3 separate regions of the Mus musculus genome follow, and regions 1 and 3 are each linked to region 2. A link is a loop called in an ENCODE intact Hi-C map of the cell type or tissue named here. Cell type or tissue: heart. All regions are shown on one strand.

Evidence for each region. Hi-C counts contacts between places; a loop is a spot of excess contacts. Peaks named below come from ENCODE experiments on the same cell type or tissue, not always from the same donor. Only the 100,000 strongest peaks of a DNase experiment are listed, where the experiment ranks them.
Region 1: a loop joins it to region 2, with 3 times the contacts of the local background. A loop is called at or near these places in 14 of 42 quality-filtered maps.
Region 3: a loop joins it to region 2, with 7 times the contacts of the local background. A loop is called at or near these places in 39 of 42 quality-filtered maps.

Annotation. Positions count from the first base shown.
Region 1 is chr4:10,964,412-10,972,411 of GRCm38, forward strand. No RefSeq gene overlaps it. Among named protein-coding and RNA genes, the nearest start is that of Plekhf2, 39 kb to the right of the region's middle. In heart, no CTCF peak of the experiment used is centred here; a DNase peak (open chromatin) is centred at 3,620; H3K4me3 peaks cover 461 bases; H3K27ac peaks cover 920 bases.
Region 2 is chr4:10,909,760-10,917,759 of GRCm38, forward strand. No RefSeq gene overlaps it. Among named protein-coding and RNA genes, the nearest start is that of 2610301B20Rik, 39 kb to the left of the region's middle. In heart, no CTCF peak of the experiment used is centred here; a DNase peak (open chromatin) is centred at 3,052.
Region 3 is chr4:11,162,138-11,170,137 of GRCm38, forward strand. It overlaps Trp53inp1 (transformation related protein 53 inducible nuclear protein 1), which reads left to right. Exons shown (of 4, transcript NM_021897.4): 2 at 2,174-2,432; 3 at 2,953-3,310; 4 at 7,573-8,000. The coding sequence starts at 2,321. The coding sequence ends at 7,822. Among named protein-coding and RNA genes, the nearest start is that of Trp53inp1, 9.7 kb to the left of the region's middle. In heart, no CTCF peak of the experiment used is centred here; a DNase peak (open chromatin) is centred at 4,584.

The sequences.
Region 1 (8,000 bases), 55 kb after region 2:
TGGTCCACTGTATTAACTAGCACGTTTAGAGCACAAACACAGCAGAAGTGCTTCAGTGTGGCTACTAAACAGCATCCACTGAGAACTTCAGTTGTCGATACATTGTCTTACACTCTTCCGCGATGTGTTAAAGAAAGATACAGAACGTGTGTGCTGTTGTGCTCTCTCTTCCCTCACAGGACAGTTGGTGCTGTGGGAAAATGCTGATGTTGTGATGTATTTAGTCCCCTTTATCTCTAGCCTACCTTTCCAGGATTTCAGTTGCAACAAAAGAAGTTGAGTCCAATACAGAGAAAGGCCATCACTCACATAACTGTTATTATGTACAGTGTACTCTTATATACACACTGAGTGGGAAACACAAAAACGAAAACCACAAAGTGCTTCATAATCGTAACACTAGTGAGCTAAACGATGGAAACACTGGCAGGTTTTCTTTTTGTATATAATGTTATTTTTATAACAAAACATTTCAAATGCAGGCCATTAAAAGAGTCTTCTGGAGATGGTAGTGACAAATGGGAAGAGGAAATGAGATACAAGCTTCCTGTTCTTTGTCCTCTCGTACATCTCGCCAGTCATCAGCACTTCCCCCTCTCTGTCTATACTCCACCCTTGCTGCTAAAAATAAAAATATGCATGTTTACATAAAATATAATTACCTCCTTCACTGCCTCAAACTCAAGACTTCTTGGATCGTAAGCCAAGGCAAGCAGATCCAAACTGTTCTCAGGCTACACCGAAAAGGAAATCCCATGTGTGATGGGAGACGTGCTGAAGACTGGTGGATCTGGCTCTGAACACTGGGCTGTAGAAACTCAAGTCAGAGCAAGCCAGGGAATCCCAGACAAATGTCGAAATCTCTTCGAAACTACAAGATCCTTTTTTGTTTGTTTTTGGAGACAGGGTCTTGCTTTGTAACTCAGGCTAGACTAGAACTCGTTCTCCATCCTCAACCTCCCGTGCACTAGAATTACAGACGTGTCACCATAAGGGACTGAGGAAGTCTCACTTCTATAGGAAGACGCCACTGGGGACTGGGTGGGACTCAACGGTAGCCACAAGAGATGCAGCTGTGATGTTCCAGTTGCAGAGACACACAAAGGCCATCAGAGCAGGAAGATTCAGTCCATGGCTGACCTTTGCTGCCTTTCCTTGACTCTATAACACTATGTACTGTGAAATCACCACATCCCCACCCCGCCCCACCCAGGCCCCGGTCCTGGTCCTGCTTAACTCACGTACATCAGAGATGAGAGGGTCTCTGTAACCACCATGGCCAGCAGAAAACGATCTGTGGGAGACAATTTTCATTTTTGTGAAAATATTGCTGATGATAATTAGCTCGATCCTGCATGCACAATAAAACCACATGACTATATCAAAACTCTTTGTAAAGTACATATGACAACTTCTATAAAGATGGGTTCTATAGATTGACTACATGTGACAGCCTCCGTAAAGATAGTTTCTATAGATTGACAAGCTCACAATAAGGGTCTGGGGGACGATCCAGTATTGTCTTGGCCACCAGTGCAGAAGACCATTAGAAACCGGTGAACTACTCTGCTCCTAGCCTTCTGGACAGTTAACAAGTGTCCTTTGAAGGAACAATGCTGTGTGTTTAACATTCCTGGTTTCTCTATATTTCTCTGTGAGCACAGGATCCTTACGCCTCCCACAATAGCTTTCCAGGAACAGGAGGCTAATGATTGCAATCCCAGCACTTGGGAGACAGAGGCAGGAGAATTACTGTGATTTCAAGGTCAACCTAGACTACATAGTGAGTTCCAAACCAATCTGAGCTACAGAGTGAAACAGAAACTTTAAATTATTATGTTCCTTTTAAAAGATTACAAACAATAAGAATCAAGATCAGTTCTTTTTATTTAGTTCCTAATTATTGTTTTATTATTTTATGTGTATTTTATGTGTATAAGTGTTTTCCACTCAGCCCTGTCTAGACATGCATGACTGATGTTCACTGAGGTCAGAAGGCATCAGCTCTCCTGGAACTGGAGTTACAGATAGTTGTGAGCCATCATGTGGGTACTAGGAATCAAACCAGGTCTTCTGGGAGAGCAGCCAGAGCTCTCAACTGCTGCGGCATCTCTCCAGCCCAAGACTACGATTTTAAAGCAAGTTTATGTTGATAGTAAATTTGGAAGAAAAAAAAAAGCTACTGGAATTTCCCAAATGTCCCTTGTTTCCACCCATGTGTGGCCTCCCATATCAGCATCCTCATCAGACTAATATATTTATTACTGATAAACTCATACTCACACAGCACTGTCACTCGCTATACTTCATGCACATTAGACTTTGTTCATAGTGTTCTGTATTCTGCACATCTGGAAAAATGTACAATGGCACATGGCATCATCACAGTCTCACACAGAGTCCTCTACTCTCTTAGTTCACTCACCCACATGCTAATTGTTACTGGAAACACCCTTATGGGCACACCCAGAAGAAGGTTGTATCATCTTTCAATGGGTCTCTTAATCCAGTCCCACCCAACCTTCATGGCTTGGGTCCAATCGCCCTGGCTAGGTGTGGCACGGTAATAAAAAAAAAGGACAGACACACAGACACTCATACAGTAAAGCTGGGACCAGGTGGAGTTCAGCTATCACTGCAAGCTGCAACCACAATGTGTTAAGTAGGTACAGCACAGGGGGACAAAGGTTAACTAGTCTCTTCAGGAGGTATCTGTGGCCAGCAATCTCAGGCTGAAAACATCCAGGAGAAGGAAGCCATAGTTCCTAGTCTTCACATACCTTGATCAATCATCCATAAACACCCATTCCTAAGAAAAGCTTTGCCATGTCTCTTGAGCATGCGCCATATGAGGAATGGCTTTGCCAGTTGTCCCGTGGGCCAAGGCCATGCCTATGTCAACATATGCTTCACTCACTCAGGTCTTCCTCTGCTCCCTACACCAGCCAAAGGTGACAAGAAGACTATCCATCACAGCCCAGAAAAGACTTCAAACTTTTTCCTAGGAAACTTTTCTCTTAGAAAAGTCAGTGGTATTGAGAATTCTTCCATACTTGAACTGGGTGATGTTAAGGAAATATGCTGAAATGGGTTGGGGGAGCAGGGGAGGTCTTTTCTTCTTGACAGTCCTGGAGATAGGAATCCAGGGCCTCAAACATGCTAGGCTAGTTCTATTCTGATGATCTCTGTCCCCAGCACTTGGGTTTTTGTAGCTTGTTTGGCTCTTGTTATATAGTCCACAGTGGCCTCAGACTCATGGATCTACCTGCTTATACCTCTCAAGTGTTGGGATTATACATGGACACCATCACACTAGACTCTGAGAACTTCACACCCACTAGTGTCCCTCTCCTATAATGAAAGAAAAACAGATGAGACTCAGTTGCTTCCTCAGGGTTCAGAGATATATTTAAGACCACTCCCCAGAGACCAATTAAACCAAAAGGAAAGAGCATTGTTTCTGGGACACACCAAACTCATCCACTGCAGTGGCATGGGCACTCGCTGGGACCAGTGAATACTGGACTAAGGGCACAGCAGGGTGGCTGCACCCTCCCTTCTCCCCAGGGAGTGATGGTTTACTTCCTGTCTGGTGGCAGGAGGCTGCTTGTCAAAAGGACTCCGGAGTCGGCTCAGGTTACCACTTCCTCCTCCCACAACAGAGGCAGTCCGCCAAGAGGATGTGTCTGGAAAAGTCTCCACCCACAATTTTCAAATAAGTCTAAGTGGTGCCTCTGGACTGGCTGGCGGATGCTGGAGGTGATACAGTAGCACATACATGAAACAAGTTGAAGTGAAAGAGAAGGACGCACTGGTGATAACTGCAGCTCCAAACTTAAACAAGCCTCCCTCCCTGGATGCTCAGCCTTTGAGGGAAGTTGGCTCAAGTCACACACACACCCCAGCAAGTGAGAGGCACAGGTGGGCAGCACCAGGTATCTCTTCCTCCCGTGATTCAACTGTCCCTTTGTCCCTATGCAGGGACTAAGGATTAAGTGGGACTTTAGAGGGGTCCCTTGAGTAGTATAGTAGGAAGAAACAGAAAACTGGGACTCCAGCTCTTCTCCATCCTCTGTCGTTTTGTGGGGCTGTCATTTGCGGGGGACTTCTGTAGCCCCTGCAAGCCCCAGACTTAGTATGCAGCTGAGTGTAACCTTGTACTCCTGATGCTCCAGCACCAGGATCACAGCAGGCACCACCATGATGCCCTGGCAATAGACTCTGCAACTCAGTGTGGTGCTCTTGTCCTGACTGTGCATGACCCTGACACCGAGCCTCTCTTTGTATATCTGTGGCCATGGGTATGTTTTCTTTTACGAGATGACTACAATTAAAGTCTCTTCCAGTGGTAATTGGACAGAAAAATCCAGATTACAGTGACTGCTACACATTAAAAAAAAAAATGTTTCTAGGGCTGAGAATGTAACTTGGTGGTTGCCTTAGGGTTTTATGGCTGTGAACAGACCAAGGCAAGTCTTATAAAGGACAACAATTAGTTGGGGTTGGTTTACAGGTTCAGAGGTTCAATTCAGTATCATCAAGGCAGGAACATGGCAGCATCCAGGCAGGCATGGTACAGGAGGAGCTGAGAGTTCTACATCTTCATCTAAAAGCTACTATCAGAATACTGGCTTCCAGGCAGCTAGGATGAGGGTCTTATAGCCCACACCCACAGTGGCACACCCACTCCAACAAGGCCACAAGTATTCCAACAAGGTCACACCTTCACATAGTGCCACTCTCTGGGCTAAGCATATACAGAACACCACAGTGCTTATGTACAAAGCCCTGGGCTCAGTCCCCATCGCTGCAGCGCAAACGGAGGGGCAGTTGTGTCCTCCTATAATCCCAGCACTCAGAGATGGAAGGGGCAGGGGGTTCCGAAGTTCAGGGTCCTCCTAGGCTACACAGTGAGTTTGAGGACCCTTGTACTTCACTGCAGTCTATTTGTAGGGGAAAAACAAAAGCCTACCTACAGACCCGAAGCACATCCACCTGGTCAAGCTGACCCCCTAAACTAAAGGCTAAGGCTACAAACACTGTGATTTTCACTTGACTGTCCCTAAGGAAGTCTAGTGGGCTGACTGTTCCACTAGAGAAGAGTCCCCAGCTCTATGTCTGGAGGGGAAGTTGAGGTTAAATTCTCTCTCTCTCTCTCTCTCTCTCTCTCTCTCTCTCTCTCAGGAACCAGAACATAGAGTTTGAGAGGGGGCCTCACTGTGTAGCCCTGGTTGGCCTAGAACGTGCTATGTAGACCAAGCTGTCCTTGAACTCCCAAAGAACCCAACTGCCTCTGCCTCCCAAGTGCTGAGATTATCAGCATGTGCCACCACAGCTGGCTTCCCTAGGTAAATTCTATGAATCAACAACCAAGAATCTTCATCAGCCTTTCCCCTTTAGTATTCAGGGGGTTAAGTAGCAAGAACCAGCCTAAAACTACACAGAGCTCAATAAAGAGGCACCAAGGCATTGAGGAAGATACAGCCTGAGCTTGTGAGAAAAGAACAAAGCAGAGGCAAGCATGGTGGCTCACACCGTAACCCCCATACTCAGGAGGCTGAGACAAGAGCATCTACTGGAGGGAGACCAACACAGCAAGAGTCTGTCTCAAAACAAAACAGAAAACAAAAAGCAACTTTTGCTTTTCAAGTAAGAAAACCTCCTGAATAGGGTCCCCACTCACTCTCCTAATGTCCAAGCACCAAATTAAGAACTGAGTTGCACTTGACCCTCTGAGCTAGGACAGTTGCTCATACATCCAGATGCCCCAGCTCACCATGACTGTCCAGCTATTAGATACAGGCCCACGGCTGGACATCTGGCAGTAGTACACATGGTCTTTAGCTACACTGGGATAACTAAAATATATCGAAGAATCAACTATATTAAAAGAAGTGTTTGTTGGTCAGTTTGGAAACCTGACCACTATCCAAAATAGTGTTCCCATCAGAGACCATGTGCCAGGTTCCAAGCTATTAACTTACTTAGCAAGTTAGGGACTTGTACACTCTAGATTTTATTTTAAAAAATACAGGCCAGGATTCCACAGGCTGAATTGAACTATTCAGCCATAGCCAGCCATATGGCTACATTCCCAGGGCCAGCTACATTCCCAGGGCCCAGGGGTGGGGGTTCTTGTTGAAAGAGCAGGATAAGAAAGAGCCAATAAAGGCCGAGGATGGTATATAGTATCGATGAGTATCAGCCTAATAGGGTTTGTTTGTTTGTTTTGTTGAGACAGGAGCTCACCATATAGCAAGGGCCTTGACTTAACCTGGTCTGACACTGAGTTTACTGCAGCTCTGCTCCTCGTTCCTGAGTGCTGTGTTTCTTCTTATTTAATGCATTACTCTTTTTTTTTTAAGAGGATTTATTTCTTTATTGTATGTAAGTATACTGTAGCTGTCTTCAGATACCTCAGAAGAGGGCATCAGATCTCATTATGGATGGTTGTGAGCCACTATGTGGTTTCTGGGATTTGAACTCAGGACCTCTGGAAGAGCAGCCAGTGTTCTTAACCGCTGAGCCATCTCTCCAGCCCTTAATGCATTATTCTTAAGAGGAAAAAAATAATTTTAATTATATGTAAACATATATAAACACATGCACATTTGCTATAATTAGCTAGAACGTCGATTTTACATTGCATGAGGCCAGCTTCTAAACAGAAGAGCCTCATGGCAGCACATCAGGCGTGCTCTTGAAAGAAAAGTGAGAACACGGCCTGAAGCTAATGCAGCTCCGTATACTCCATGATCTTTCTTCTTAAAAACAGGGTCTCATGTAACCCAGGCTGGCCTCGAACTCATGACTTACAAGAAGTATGGAATCGGGCTTTAGCTCCTGACCCTATTGCCTTCAGCTCCCAAGTGTTCCCAGGCATGTGCAGCCATGATTGATTTAGCACAAGTCAAAGCATGAGCATCCCTGTCCCCAGCTCACTGTCAAGGAGGTGAGAACCAAGACAGGGCTGCTACAGTTGCCCCAAGTCCCTTCCCGCTGTGGTGCTGTTCTTAATGCAAGTGCTTGCAGGCCCGAGGGGAGAACAGGAACAAGAAAGGACTGGCAGAATTTAAGGGTTGGTTTTGGTTTTGTTTGGTTTGGTTTTTTGTTTATCTTTTGGGGCCTGGAGAGATAGCTCTGTGATTAAAAGTACTTGTCGCTCTCGCAGAGGACCCGGTTCAATTTCCAGCATTCACTCAGTGGCTCACACCTCCTGTAACCCCAGCCCACAGGATCTCATGGGCTTCTGGCATCTGAGGGTACCAGGCATAGATGCGGTATAGACTTACAAACACCCACACACATAAAATAATAAAATAAAAATTTTTTAAGAGAGAACAGGACAGCCGGGAAGTGGTGGCGCACGCCTTTAATCCCAGCACTTGGGAGGCAGAGGCAGGTGGATTTCTGAGTTCGTCTGAGTTGGAGGTGGTCTACAAAGTGAGTTCCAGGACAGCCAAGGCTACACAGAGAAACCCTGTCTCGAAAAAGAAAAAGAAAAAGAAAAAGAAGAAGAAAAAGAAAAAGAAAGAGAAAGAGAGAAAGGAAGGAAGGAAGGAAGGAAGGAAGGAAGGAAGGAAGGAAGGAAGGAAGGAAGACAAAAAAAGAAAAAAGAAAGCAGATTGAGCAAGCCATGAAGATGGAGTTAATAAGAAGCACCCTCCATGACCTTTACATCAGCTCCTGCCTGCAGTTCCTGCCCCTGGGAAGATGGACTATAAGCCAGAAGAAAAACATGAACGCTTTCCTCTCAAGTTGATTTTGGTCATGGTTCTGTCCCAGCAGTAGAACCCCTAATTCAGACACGCACACTCAGGTGAGTGTTCTTAATGCTTCCCTAGATACCAAGTCTGTCTGCTTCTCAAAATCGTTACTCTCTCTTTGCCTGTCTCTCTCTCTCTCTCTCTCTCTCTCTCTCTGACTCTCTCTGTCTCTCTCTCTGACTCTCTCTGTCTCTGTCTGTCTCTCTGTCTCTCTGTCTCTCTCTCACTCTCTCT
Region 2 (8,000 bases):
GCTGCCTTCCATTAAGCCAGATATTAAAGAAATTGGCAGAAATGCAAAATAAATATCATCCTTTTTTACATATATTTTAGAAAATACATTTATTGCCATAGAAATAATTATAAGAATTTGTGTGCATGGGGCAGATTTTTAAGTTTATGTATTTTCACTCTTTTCCTAATTTCTAGTGTCATGTTTCTGTAGCCACAGAGAAGCTCTTGGGGATCCTGTTCTTAAGAGTATAAAAGGGGGGCTGAAGAGATGGCTCAGCAGTTAAGAGCACTGATTGCTCTTCCAGAGGTCCTGATTTCGATTCCCAGCCACCACATGGCGGCTCACAACCATCTGTAATGGGATCTGATGCCCTCTTCTGGTGTGTCTGAAGACGGTGACAATATACTCACATATATAAAATAAATAAGTAAATATTTTTTTTTTTAAAGTCTGTAAAAGGGTCCTGAGACCAAAAGTGCCAAGAAGCATTGTAGAGTCCTGACTGCCTTGCTGCCCCCACCCACCACAGCGTAGTGACACAGACTCTTCTTCCCTTTGCTTTCCATCTTGGGAGATTAAGGCCAACCCTTTATCATTTCTTGGTGCTGTAAGAAGTCTGTCTCAGACATTATTGCTCCCTGGCACACCAGAAGCCGCTGTGTTCTGAGTTCATTTGTAAAGAGAGAATTTGACTTAATCTTCTAGCTTCAATTATAGGAATGCTGTTCTTTTAAAAAATTTTTAAACATTCAAGCACACTAGTTGAAGCCTGTCATTTCAGCACTCAAGAAATGGTTCAGTGAGCCGGGCATGGTGGCACACACCTTTAATCTCAGCACTCGGGAGGCAGAGGCAGGTGGATCTCTGAGTTCGAGGCCAGCCTGGTCTACAAAGTGAGTTCCAGGACAGCCAGGGCTATACAGAGAAACCCTGTCTCAGAAAAAAAAAGAAAAGAAAAGAAAAGAAAAGAAAAGAAAAGAAAAGAAAAGAAAAGAAAAGAAAAGAAAAGAAAAAAAGAAAAAGAAAAAAGAAATGGCTCAGTGGATAAAGGTGCTTGTTACACAAGCCTTAGGACCTAGGTTCAGATCTCTGAAGTGGACATAAAAAGTCAGAGGCAGCAACACAAATGTGTGACCCCAGCATTTCTACAGTAATATGGTTTTAGACTGGTTGACGGGAAAACATTCAGAAGTGCCAATACCCAGGCCCCAAGTCCAGCATCAGTGCTATTTAAAACGTCTCCCCTTTATTCTAGTGTATAACTGAATGTTTAGTTAGGGTTACTATTGCTGCGATGAAACTTCATGACCAAAAGCAACTTGGGGGGGGGGGGGGGAAGGGTTTGTTTCATTCACAGTTCTATAGAACGGTTCATCATCAAAAGCAGTGAGGGAAGGAACCTGGAGGCAGAAACTCATGCAGAGGCCATGGAAGGATGCTGCTTACTGACTTGCTCATCATGACTTGTTCAGCCTGCTTTCTTATAGAACCCAGGACCACCAGCCCAGGAATTGCACCACACAAAATGGTACCCAATTAATTACTAATTAAGAAAATGCCCTATAGCTGGATCTTAGACATTTTCCGAACTGAGGTTCCCTCCTTTAATGTAACTCCAGCTTGTTCAAGCCGACATAAAACTACCCAGCACACCATGTTTGCTTTCTGATCAATGTAAAAATGCACACATTTAAGATAACATTCTGTCATTAGTCTAGAGAGAACCTTTGTTGCTTATGACTTTACTGCTATGAAAGACACCTTGACTAAGAACAACATTTAACTGGGTTGACTTACAGGTTTAGAAGTTCAGTCCATTATCAAGCCAGGAGCTGTAACCTCCCCTCCCCAGCCTGAAACCTGTTTGCTCAGGTTTCAGTGTTAGAGAGCATGGGGCGGAGCTTGCCACCCTATCGTCCTGCCACTCCCACTGCCTCTGCCTGCCAACTAGCTGTTCCGGAGCTACCAGGTGTTCACCTGCAACCTTACTCCAAGATGATTTGGCGGGAATCGGGCCCCTTCCCCTCCTTCATAACTCGGTGAGCGAATTAGTAAAATTGAGCTTTGATCAGAATTTTTGTCTTAGCTTCATCTTTTTCTCGTCCGCCTAGCTCCCTCTTCTCTTCCAGATTCCAAGATGCCTTCCCAGAACAGAACCCAGATATGTGAGCTGCTGGTCGGACATAACAAGAAGCATGGCAGCATCTAGGCAGGCATGGTGCAGGAGTTGCTGAGAGTTCTACATCTTCATCTGAAGGCCACTGGGAGAAGACTGGCTCCCACGTGCTTAGGAAGAGGGTCTCACTGTTCATACCTACAGTGATGCACTTCCTCCAACAAGGTTACTCCAAGAAGGCCACACCTCTAATAGTGCCACTCCCTGAGCCAAGCATATTCAAACCAGCACACAAAATGTTTTGGCCCCACCAAGCTTCATCTGATAACAGGAGACCCAACATGACCCATCTGAAGGGAACACTCGAAGCACACGTGAATGTTTAAATGCTTATCATTCTGTACCAGGTGTATAGCAAGAGGGCCCAGGGGCAGGCACTAGTGATCAGACAGGTAGGGCTAAGTGAAACAGGTCATTTCCAAACGATTGATCGTAACTTGTCTTTTAGGTCCAGTGTCTTTGACCCCATCATAACCAGGCATTAGAATCCATAGGCATACTTGAAGCATTGCACTATTTTAAATCTGGAAGACAAATCTGGACAGATCTACTTGTGGCTCATCTCTGACTCTAATGTGACCAAAATGGAAACTGCCTTGCTACATACATGTCAACACATGAGCTAGAAATACACACTACTCCTAGATAGGAAAGGGAAGACATGTCTCTTAAAACTTCTATAGTCTAAAATTCTTACTGCAGCCAATGTGTGGTTGAGTCGCCAGGTTACGTTCCTAGCTGAGGGAGCTGGCAAAAGAGGGAGGCCCTGAAGGTACTTTACCTGGGGAAACATCTCACAGTGAAAAAAAACAGACACGGGGCGGCAGAGAACTAGACCTACTATTCTGGCCCTACAGAAGTAACCCAGTCAATTGAGAATCTGGCCTGTAGGGGGCAGACCTGCACCAAGAATCACACTGTTCTCAGGCTTTGGTCTCTTGGGGAAAAGTGCCTAGAGTTTTAAAACACCCATTATGTTTGTTTCTTTGTTTCTTTGTTTTTCATCAGATCCCACCTGCTGTTGTTCCCAGTGGCTGTTGTTATTCCTCTGGGCAAAATGCCCTGTTCTAATCCACACAACTGTTTGCAGGTACAAAGAGTAAGCATCACTTTAGCAAGTCTTGTCGAGGTCTTTGGTGATGCTTTCTGCCCAGATGTGCCTGTAGCCAGCGTGGAAATAAAATATGACAAGTTAGCTGACTCACCTGACCAGTCTGTTCCTGCAGCACTGCAGGGAACCTAGGGAGACTTGGGGACAGCAATAAGGTGACTCCTCCATTACAAGAAGTGATTGGAGTCCAAGATGCTGAGGTTGGCAGAGTTGTGCTGACAGGCCTTTGAGGCCAGGAGACCATCTCTTCGTGACCTTTGAACATGGGTGTTCAGCACATGCAATCCAAGGGTGCAATGGTATGGTTTTGTTTCTAAGGTTTTATAATTACTGCAGAAAATAAAAAATAAGAATGCAATGCATAGAAAATCAGAAATTACTCTACCGCCCCAAATGACACGCACTATTTACCTGGTGTCTATCCTGGATTTTACAGAAATGAGCACAAACACTGGGCAGGGGTCTTGCAGGGCTTGAAAGGCCTCTTCCTCCTGCCCATGAGCCACTGTTAATGCTCTTGCCCTACAGAAGGGCTGGATGCCAGGAACTAAGTCCCTTTCAGTACCTGTGCTTGTAGCCAGTTGCCATGGTATCAGACCCTGAACTCAAGGTCCTTGCTTTCTAAACCCTGACAATATCCTAGACCCAGGATCCCACATGTATCCTCCAGCGCCACAGATCAGCCACCTGACCCCAAGTGACCCCACACCTGCATCTTCACATGCTGCTAGTCTCAATTTGCCACCCTGTGACTAAGAACTGAGCTCCTTAGGTGGGGTCTCCCCTCCGCAGTGAGAATCTCTAAGGTGAAGGCCAGCAGCCTCTCCCCAGACAATCTGCAGGTCTCAAAGCCTCCAGCCAATGAGAGTGCCCGAAGAGGAAGGCACTGTGGGAGGGGAGGGGAGGGGAGGTAAGGTGGAGGCTGCACACCGGGCTAACCCATTGCTTTCTCCACAGATGTCTAAACTCAGGGTGGAACTGTGCGTGCCCTTGAGAGCTGGGTTGACTCCAGCTCTTGGTGCTTAAGCTCCATGTGTCCTAAGGCACCTACCACATGGCTGGTGCCATTCACACCTTTTCTGAATGGGGCGTCCCTTCATTTCACAGAGGAACCATGGAGAGAAGGTTAGTACTTAGAGAACACCAGAACTGGGAGTCACATTGTCCAGGTCGTCATTCCAGCCTCTCCATTTTACCGAAGAACCCACAGGCTCAGAAGGCTAACAGGACATGCTTCTAGACATAGTTGGTATATAACATTGTAAGATAACAGTCTTGGGAATCAAGGCCAGCCAGGACCAGAGTTTCTTTGCTGCCATACCCTTCTTTTAAGCCTGCCTAATTCTATTCCCTTTTGCTTATCAGGTGTGGCCTTCCTTACCCAAGACAGATCCCTCCAGATAGTCCCCTAGCCTCTGCATCCCTCTTTCTACCTCTCTTTCCCCAGTCAACGCAAGAAGTCCTGCCAGCCTTTCAGAAACATACACCCTATCTTAGGGTTTCCATTGCTGTGACAAAATGCCATGACCAAAAAGCAAGTTGGGGAGGAGTTTACTTGGCTTACACTTCCACATCACTGTTCATCACTGAAGAAAGTCAGGACAGGAACTCCAACAGGGCAGGACCCTGGAGGCAAAAGCTCATGCAGAGTCCATGGAGGGGTGCTGCTTACTGGCTTGCCCCCTTGCTTTCTTACAGAACCCAGGACTACCAGCCCCAGGGACTGTATCACTCACAATGGGCTGGGCCATCCCCCATCCATCACTAATTAAGAAAATGCCTTACAGACAGATCTTATTGAGACATTTTCTCTACTGGGAGTCCCTCCTTCCAGATAAGTCTAGTTTGAGTGCCAAGTTGATGGAAGACTAGCCAGCATACCCCCTAACCACCCGCCCCAAAGGGAAACAGCTGCCACACACCCTCCCGCAGCTGTGGAGAGCTGATAACAGCTCATGGTAGGTTTAGTGAGTGTGTGTATCTGTGCCTGTGTCTCTGCACATGCATTCATGAAGACATGTCACACATGCATGTTGAAATCAGATGACAACTGGCCCAAATATGTTCTTTTCCTCACCATGTGGGTTGTAGGGATCAAACTCAAGCCATCAGGCTTAGCAACAAGTCCCTTACCTTCTGAGATTTGCCAGTGCCTTATGTAATTTTTGAAAAGGTAACATATTGGCAGAGCTCAAAAGTTCCCAATTCCATGTTTGCCCCACCCCACCCTCAGCCCCTTCCTATCCCAACTTTTTAAAGGTAATTCTAGTTATTCTCTAAGCAAATGAAAGAGAGAGAAAGAGAAAGGGAGGGAGAGAGAGAGAGAGAACCATAAGGAAACTGGTTTTACTAAGAGAATTTTAGGTACTCCGAGAGTCTCATGAGTCACAAAGAGCTTTTTCTGTGATAGTTCTTTCTTGTAGCTAAAGCTCCTTACTCTAAAGAAAACTGGTTCCCACGGGACCCTATCATATGACTGTCACCCACTGTCTTAGTCAGAGTTTCTATTCCTGCACAAACATCATGACCAAGAAGCAAGTTGGGGAGGAAAGGGTTTATTCGGCTTACACTTCCATGCAGCTGTTCATCACTGAAAGAATTCAGGACTGGAACTCAAGCAGGTCAGAAAGCAGGAGCTGATGCAGAGGCCATGGAGGGATGTTCTTTACTGGCTTGCTTCCCCTGCCTTGCTCAGCCTGCTCTCTTATAGAACCAAGACTACCAGCCCAGAGATGGTCCCACCCACAAGGGGCCTTTCCCCCTTGATCACTAATTGAGAAAATGCCTTACAATTGGATCTCATGGAGGCATTTCCTCAACTGAAGCTCCTTTCTCTGTGATAACTCCAGCTGTGTCAAGTTGACACAAAACTAGCCAGTACACCCACAAAGAGCCACCACCAGCTGTCTCGTTTCTAGGTCTGAGAGAGGAAGGGTGGCTCTAAGACCTCTCTTCACTCATTTGTTGAGCACTCTTATACTAGGGACTGAGCCAGGTCCTAGGCACAAATACAGTCCCTTCACTTGTAGTAAAAGGGAAGACAGCATAGGCCAAGCCTATGCTGAGACTGTTCAACTGCAGTTCCAAACAGTTCCCTACTTAACAATCAGCTGGGTCCTGTAGCCAAAATGTGCAAAGATGGTATGGGGGTTGAACAGGAATGGTACCATAGGCTCATCTATTTGAATGCTTACTCACAAGGGACTGGAACTCTGTCTTAGTTAGTGCCAAACCTATTCAACCCACCACAAACTCTTTGATAAGATTAGAAGGCTTAGGAGGGGTGGTCTTGTTGGAGGAGGTGTGTCACTGAGGGTGGGGTTTGAGTCCCATGCCAGGACCAGGGTCTTTCTGGGCCTTTAGATCAGGACGTAGCTGCCATCTACAGCTCCAGTGCCATGCATGCAGTGCGCTCCCTGCCATGACAATGAACTAAGCCTCTGAAACTGTAAGCAAGTTCCCAGTTAAATGCCTTTCTGTTTTTATGTGTTGCCTTGATCTTGGTGTGTCTTCACAGGAGTAGAGCAGTGACTAAGACAGACGAGATGGATTTGGCTTCAGGTACGGTTTGATTCAGAGCTTAAATTATGTCACTGGGAGCCTTCCTTTGGCTCTGCATCTCTTGGGCTACTTGCAGTAACCCAAGCTTACATTGTCACCAGCTTAGACTGGTGGAAGTATGAGAGTCACTGATCCAAAGCCCAACAGTCAGGTGCCCTTAACCTTGAATGACTGTGTACATCACCTGCCTGCTCCCGAACCAATCACTGAAGCCACCAGGGATGGATTGTACCCACTGGCCTGGTCACACGATCCACTTCAGAGTCCAGGGTTTGGACAATGCTACCCAAAGCACATAGATTGAGAGCTGAGGAGTGGCATCTCAAAACAAAATTACTGTAGACACACACATGTAATTAAAAGTGAGATAAATGACTCAAGCGAACTGCGATGTGCCAAAAGGAGGCATCGAAGGTATCCCGAGGAAGGAGCAGGCAGGATCAAGGAGGCAGATGAATGCTATTTGTAGCCATGGACAGAGAGGCAAGAGACAAGGAACCTTAAGGACCCTGAAGAGTCACATTAGGTAGAGAGATGACCTGGCAGCTAAGAGCATATGCTGCTCTTACAGAATATCAGGGTCCTGTTCACAGCATCGACCATGGAGAACATAAGACTTCCTGTAACTCCAGTTCTGGACGTCCCAACACTCTCTCTTGGCCTTGCAGGGACCTGCATGCACGTGGTGCACACACAGGCAAGCAGACATGTGTGTACATACAGATAAGCAGACATGTGTGTGTACACACAGGCAAGCAGACATGTGTGCACACACAGGCAAGCAGACATGTGTGTGTACACACAGGCAAGCAGACATGTGTGTGTACACACAGGCAAGCAGACATGTTTGTGTACACACAGATAAGCAGACATGTGTGTGTGTGTACATACAGACAAGCAGACATGTCTGTGTACACACAGATAAGCAGACATGTGTGTGTACACACAGGCAAGCAGACATGTGTGTGTACACACAGGCAAGCAGACATGTGTGTGTACACACAGGCAAGCAGATATGTGTGTACACACAGGCAAGCAGACATGTGTGTGTACACACAGGCAAGCAGACATGTGTGTGTACACACAGGCAAGCAGACATGTGTGTGTACACACAGGCAAGCAGACATGTGTGTGTACACACAGATAAGCAGACATGTGTGTGTACACACA
Region 3 (8,000 bases), 250 kb after region 2:
TTTCTCTGTAGTCTTAGCTGTCCTGTAGATCAGGCTGCTTACCAACTCCTGAGAGACCTGCCTGCCTCTGCCTCCTGAGTGCTGGAATTAAAAGCACGGCCACCACTGCTAGATTTTTTGGGTTTTTGTTTTTAAAATAGCATTTCACTATGTTACCTCAAGATGGCCAAGAAATTTGATCCTTTAGTCACAATTTGTCAAATGCTAAGGTTAATTTTCTTTTTTTTTTTTTTCTTAAGATTTATTGTATGTATATGAGTACACTATTGCTGTCTTCAGACACACCACAAGAGGGCATTGGATCCCATTACAGATGGTTGAGCCACGATGTGGGTTTTGGGAATTGAACTCAGGACCTCTGGAAGAACAGCCAGTGTTTAACCAAGCTGAGCCACCTCTCCAGCCACCCAGGGGTTTCTCTTCTTAATTTCTTCCCTCTAAGGTCCTGCAGGATCTGGTCCTACTTGGCCCCTAGCTTCTTCTTGTGACCCTGTCTGGATCTTAAGCTATCTGAACACTGCCATGCTCTTGCTTATGCAGGCTTTCATAGTATTCTGTCTGCCTCTTCTCCACTTCAGATCTCAGGTATCCAAGGTCACTTACTGGAAAGCTACACTAAGGAGGTCTGAGAACCATCTAGTATTATTTCTGCTACATCCATAATTGCTCCGTTTCACTTTCTATGGGATTCTTTTTCACTGCTGGCCCCCTGTGTCCAGTACTATGCCTTATAAATAGTAGGTATTCACTAAATATTTGTAGAGTAACAGTTGATTTGTGCAGGGAACTTTGAGCCAGGAAAGCAAAGAAATATTCTTGAGAAAATAATTAAAATTTCTTCTTTTTTTAAAAGATTTATTTCTTATTTATTATATGTAAGTACACTGTAGCTGTCTTCAGACACTCCAGAAGAGGGCGTCAGATCTCGTTACAGATGGTTGTGAGCCAACATGTGGTTGCTGGGACTTGAACTCCGGACCTTCGGAAGAGCAGTCAGGTGCTCTTGCCCACTGAGCCATCTCACCAGCCCTAAAATTTATTCTTGATGTGTGTTCAGTTTACTATGCTCTCAGATAGCCAGGTAGAAATGGGCACTTTTAACTGTACTTTGTGCTTAGATAAAATAAGCTGGGTTTTGTCATTTAGAACTCACCAGAACTACCTAAAGTAGGAGCCATTATCAATTGAAGTTGTGTAGCTTCCTAAATCTTTTTTTAAAATGTGTATGTGTAGCACATGTGTTGGGGTTGGAGGATAAGTATAAGTTGGTTCTCTCCTTCTACTGTGTTTGTCTCGGGGATCAAAGTGAAGTCATTAGGCTTAGACCTAAAGGCAAGTGCCTTTACCACTGAGCTATCTTACTAGCTCATCTTCCTAACTCCCCCCAACATAGCCCCCCAGATTTATCTATTTTATTTTTTGTTTGTTTGTTTTTGTTTTGTCTTGAGACAGGGTTTCTCTGTATAGCCCTGGCTGTCCTGGAACTCACTTTGTAGACCAGGATGGCCTCGAACTCAGAAATCTGCCTGCCTCTGCCTCCCAAGTGCTGGGATTAAAGGTGTGCGCCACCACCACCCGGCTTATTTATTTTATGTGTATAAGTGTTTTACCTGCATGTGTGTATATGTACTATGTGTATGCCAGGTGCCCTCTGGAGGATGTTAGATCTCCTGGAATTGGAGTTTACAGATGATTGTGAGCCACTATGTAGGTGCTGGGAACTGAACTGGTTATCTGCAAGAGCAACTCATGATCTTAACCATATTGTCTCTCTAGCTCCATCTATCTAAGCTTTAAAGTGAGAAAGGGGGAAACCAAGGTTTGAGTAACATGTGCACACTGACTCCTGACCCACTCACTCCACAGAGAATAGTGTTGCCAGCCCCAGTTCTTGCATGGGTAAGTTTCCACAGTATAAAATTTCCCCATGCCAGTAATATACAACAAATATAAGATATATTGAAAGACATACATAATGAATACAAACAGCAGGACAATAGGGTAGGGAAATGATGGCTTGTGGAAGCAAGAGAGGATTGGAAGTAAAGGCCAACCTTATCTCCAAAAACAAAAAAAACAGGAAACAAAACAAAAAAAAAAAACCTCAAACAACAACAGCAGCAACAAACTCACAACAAATAAAAATAAATCGCCATCTTCTGTTTTATTTTAGGGATGATGACTCTTCTTGCTCTTCATCTAAGTTGAAGAAACACTGTGCACTTTAATCTCTCGTCTGTGATATTGGGCCAACTGAAGACAGGGTTTTGAAATCTCAGCTATAAAGATATCTAGCCAAAATCTCAATCTTGCCTTAACAATGTTTCAGAGACTGAATAAAATGTTTGTAGGCGAAGTCACTACTTCTTCCAGCCAAGAACCAGAATTCAGTGAGAAAGAAGATGATGAATGGATTCTTGTTGACTTCATAGGTAAGGCATACGCAACAATTAATGGTCACAAGAAGTGGCATCAAACAAGCTGTGTAGCTGACAATAATCTTACATACTCTTGATCCTCCTGCCTTTATTTCCCCACCACACTTGGCTCAAAAGTGGGAACTTCTGGGGCTGGAGGCTCAGCAGTAAAGTGCTTCTGCACAAACATAGACCTTCTTAGTGTCCTCAAACATATATACATATATACAGAGAAAATGTGAACTCTTAGTTTTGTAACCCCTAAAGCCTGGTCCAAGTAGAGGTGCTTTGATAGGAAACCCTCATATGAGAAACAGGAAAGCACAGGGCTCATAATAAAAGAAGTCCTAATGCCATTCTTCAATGTCTGTGTAACAGTACACAGAGATTGGAAATTATAATTGTTACAAGCAAATATAAATGCCTTTGTGAGCATCTGTTAATATAGTATTGTCCTTTATTCTGTGTTTGATCTTGACGGGTGACTCCACAACTGACTTGTACCCTCCTGTATGCACTGTGGCTCACAATCTAGATACCTGCCCTGGTTTCTCAGCAGAGGAAGAGGAAGAAGATGAAGACATTGGTGAAGAGTCCTCAGCAGAGCACACTTCTGTCTTCTCCTGTTTACCTGCATCTTTGGAATGCTTGACTGACACCAGTGATTCCTGCTTCCTTCAGTTTGAGTCCTGTCCAATGGAGGAGAGCTGGTTCATCACTCCTCCCCCATGTTTTACAGCAGGTGGATTAACCACTATCAAGGTGGAAACAAGTCCTATGGAAAACCTTCTCATTGAACATCCCAGCATGTCTGTCTATGCTGTGCACAACTCCTGTCCTGGTCTCAGTGAGGCGAGTTGTGGAAATGATGAATATAACTCAAGTGGTCCCAGGTATGCTACAAGCACTTCATTCTCTGCATAAGTAGTCTGATAAGCAAAATTTTATTTCTACACAGAACAAAGCTAAGGCTTTAGAAGACTTAAAACTAATTGTGCTAGAAATTTACTTAAGTAACTTGGGCTATAAATACAACATTCAGGTCAAGATAGAGTTTTATAAGGTTATTAATTGTAGCATGCCTCAGTTGTATAATAGCCATCTCCTTTATAAAATCATGCTACTGAAGGGAAATGAAAAGACTAGTATTTCTGATAAGTATATTAGAATGTAATTCTGGTATATTATAGACTAGATTATTTTAGGGTATTAAATTCATGTCTCAAAATTGATTTTCTTCTATATATTCTTAGCTAAGTCATCTTAAATGGTGCTTAATCTTGAAAATCCAAGTATTTGTTCCGAGGGCTGCTCTCAGAATTCAGAAATGATGTTCTGTTACATGGTAGTCCGAAATGGAGATAGGTGAAGACCCAGTAAGCTCAGGGAAGAGAAGTGAGTTAAGATTAGTGTGTTCCAAATCCACCTTCCAGATACTCTGTGGCCTTCATCAAGAGAACATTCTCAGTAATACATCTGAGATGATTCTCACAAAAACCAAGTCCTCTTCTCCATCTCATCTGCTTACAGTCTGGCTAATCCATCATGCATGTCCATGGAACATGCCCTGTGACATCAAAGCATGTTGTGAGTGTTGCCACTGACTTATTCCTTTTTGTAGGTAGAGGATTCAGGTAAGTCTGGATCCTTTGGAGTACTGCACTGTCATCTGAAGGGCTCCTTTTGCATGGTTTAGGCTGTGGCTTCACTGGACCACTGTATATAGCTGGTTTCCCATCGATGGAGTATAAATAAAACTCAGGCAATGCTAACCTTTCTAGAATTACTAACCTCTTAAAACAGATACATTTTAGCAAGGCTAAATATATTTCCTCTTTCTTGTACCAAAACAAAAATCATGTCTTTATACAATCACAAAGTACCAGGCATAATCTGGGTCTTCAAGTGGCACTTTATTGAAAGCCATAATTTTGCCGAGTTAAGTGTTTTCAGCATCCCAACTAAAATATTTTAATTGCTTTATAGTTGCTTTAAGCATTTCTTCAGTTCTTAAAAATTCTTCCCTACTGATTCTGATGATTAGGGACTAGAAAGATGGCTCAGTTATTAAGAGCACTGGTGGTTCTTTCATGTAACCCAAGTTCAAGTCCCAGAATCCATGTCTGCTCATGACTGTGTCTCCAGTCCCTGTGTATGATGCCATCTTCTGGCCTCTATGGGTACTGCAGGGGTGTGGTGCAGATTTACAAGCAGGCAAAGCATTCATATACACACAAATGAATAAAATCTCAAAAAATTTATACTTATAAAAAATAACATGGTTAACAAATTATCACTTTTAATTTATTTACTGGCAGTTGATACTTTTCAGTACTAATGTACATTTGTGTGTGTATAGTCAGCAGCTTTGCATAGTAATATATTACAGTAGATATTCATTGCCAAAAATTTAAATATGTAGAAATGACATCCCTCAAGATCCACAGATGAATACTATTAACACCCCAGGAATATTCTTTGTTGTTTTTACTATATGGGCTCATACCAGTAACTATTCGCCTATACTCTGAACCCATGCTTTCTATACTATTAATGCACATATGTAGAGTACAACTAAAACAAATAGCATTAAGAAATTACTAGAGGGCTGGGATGCAGCGCAGTGGTAGTGTTTCAGATCATACTCTAATCTCCCCTAAGAACCTAGCCCCAGACAGCACTTCATCAACTTTATTCAACCAGCATCTGGGTACTGTATCTAGGACCTTAGTGTTTGTAACTTGATGCCACAGAAGTTGGTTTTGCATTCCTACGTCATAAGTATTAACATGTAGGTAGGACCAACAAACAGATAGCTTCATAAATGAATTATCAAAGGCCAGACATGGTGGTATGTGATTGTAATCCCAGCATTTAGGAGAGTGAGGCAGGAGGATCACTAGTGTAAGAGCAGCTTGAAATACACAGTGAGATACTGTCTCAAAAGGGCTATATATGTACATATGTTTCTAAATCAAGGTAGAATCAAGTGTTACTAAAATGGCAAGACTTTATATAGTATACAGTCCTTACTTTTGAGCAAGCAATAAACCCTGTCCTTCAAACACATTACTTCTACTCTGTCCTCAGGGATATCAGTAGAAACCACATGAGTATGAAGCTAAGTACTTATAATGGCTTTAGAGTGTATGTTTTATTGCATCTTAGCCTTTATTGTTTGTGAAAGTTTATGAACAACCATAATTTTAAGTAATATATGTCTTCAATTGCCCATAGTACCTCAGTTTTAATAAAGAAAAATGACCATGTCCTAGGAGTAAAGTTAAAATGGCATTTTAAATCTTACTAGTGATTTAATAGTTCACCATTTAACATTTGTAGGGCCAGAAAAAGCTGCTTATAAGACTCACGGGCACAGAGTAAGTATGTTTACTTTGGGACCATATGATCTGTGTTATCAGTCTGAGCAGGGAGACTAGGAACTCAAATGCCCACCTTCTAACAATCATTGAGTTTATATTAGCTTTTTTTTCCTATTTGCTTGTTTCTTTCTTTTATACTTTTATTTTTCCCTACTACTAGGGATCAAGCCCAGGGCCTTGTACATACTGGACAAGCATTCTACCATTGAGCTGCATCCCAACCCTCTGTTAATTTCCTAGTGGGATCTTTTAGTTCTACTGTGTGTATGCATGTGTATGCATGCATATGTATATATTTCCTCTGATCATTTTTAGACAAAATATGTATACCCTTCCTGAATAAAATAACTGGTAAAAAATCTTAAAACTCAGACTGGCATATAGCTCAGTTTATAGAGTGCTTGCCTGGTGTACAAGAAAACTTAGGTTCAGCTGCTAGTGAATAAACTGGATGTGGTGGTGCACACCTATAAACACAGCCCTAGAGGGGTACAGGTGGGAGAATCACAAGTTCAAGGTCTTTCCTGGCTAAATTGAGAGCTTGAAGCTGTCTGGATAGAATAACCTATTCAGGAATCATCTTATTCATCACAGTTGTGCTGAGAATGTAGCTATCTGGTCAAGCATTTGTCAGCTGTGCAAGAGGCCTGAGATCAGTACACAGCACTGCAGAAAATGAACTTTGTTATGTGTTAATATAGCTTATACTAGTTCAACTTGATTGGCTTTTAGTATAGAAAACAATCTTACTATATACAACCATGTTCTAAGATACATGGTTTTTGGGTTGGGTTGGGTTTGGGTTTTTGAGACAGTTTCTCTATGTAGCCCTGATTGTCCTGGAACTAAAACTCTGTAGACTACAGTGGCTTCCAAATTCAGAGATCTACCTGCCTCTGCCTCTTGAATGCTAGGATTAACGCTACAGCCTGGCTTAAGATACTGGTCTTAAAGCACTTCCATATAAATGTCATTCCAAAATATGTACTTCTGTGGCATAAATAAAAAACTGATGTGTGTAATAGGCATTGACTTCTTACCTAGAAAAATGTCAAGTTGGTGGAATGTCCTTATATGCATTTCTATGAAATATGATTCACATGTTACCTAGGATATTTTACTTGTATCCAGAAATCATCTGCGAAGGTACTGTTGATATATATGCTTTTTGATCAAATTTGAAAATTAAGAATGAAATATCTTCAAAACAGTTGAAAGCTGGGTGTGATGGTCCATACTGGTAATTCCAGCATGTGGGAAGCTGAGGCAGGAGGATCAATAACTCAAGGCAAGTGTAAGCTACATAAGAAATTGAAGGCCATTCATCCTAAGCTACATGAGATTCTGTCTCAGAAAATTAAATAGAATTGCAGGTATTCAGTAGACGTAAGTTCTCCTGGAGAACCACAGCACATTTTAATTTAGCCATCTCTGGACAATACAGTCTATGTTTCTATTAAAATTAATCTTTCAGCTAGGAGTTATGACACATTTGTAATTCTAAAACTTGGGAGGCTGAAGGAGGAGGATGGCAAAATTGAGGGTAGCCTGGGCTTAATATCAAGACCAACCTCAAAAACAGTAACATAACAGTTGATTGGTATCTCCCTCCTACCACTCTCATCAAATGGTCATAAAATCTAAGTCTATCATCCACGAGACTCCAAGTTCTTACCCAACCATATACAAATAAGTGTAAAAAAATCAAATTACTAAGTATCTTTTTTAGTAATATACTCTGTTATTGATACACTTACTTTGGTCTATTTCAGAATGGAAGCCCAGAGTGAAATGGGGAAGCACATTCACTGCTGTGTGGCAGCACTTGCTGCTCAGGCAACATTTTTGGAACAACCCAAGAGTTTTCGCCCTTCCCAGTGGATAAAAGGACACAGTGAAAGACAGTCTTTGAACAGAAATGGTCTCCGTCGCCAGAACCTTACCAGGGATTGCCACACTCGACAAATGAAGCACAGTGGCTGGGTGGTTCACCAGCCCTGCCCACGCCAGTACAATTACTGAGAATGTTGAGTTATGTTGGTTTGTTTCCTTAGGTTTTGTGCATATGTATTGGATGTGTGTGTGTACAATGAAAGTGCTGTCTCCTTCCAGCCAAGTGAAGACCAATCGCCTAGTGTATCAGTGTGTTTAGACACTATCACAACCAGATTTTTGTGCTGTGTTTCACATAATGCCTTGC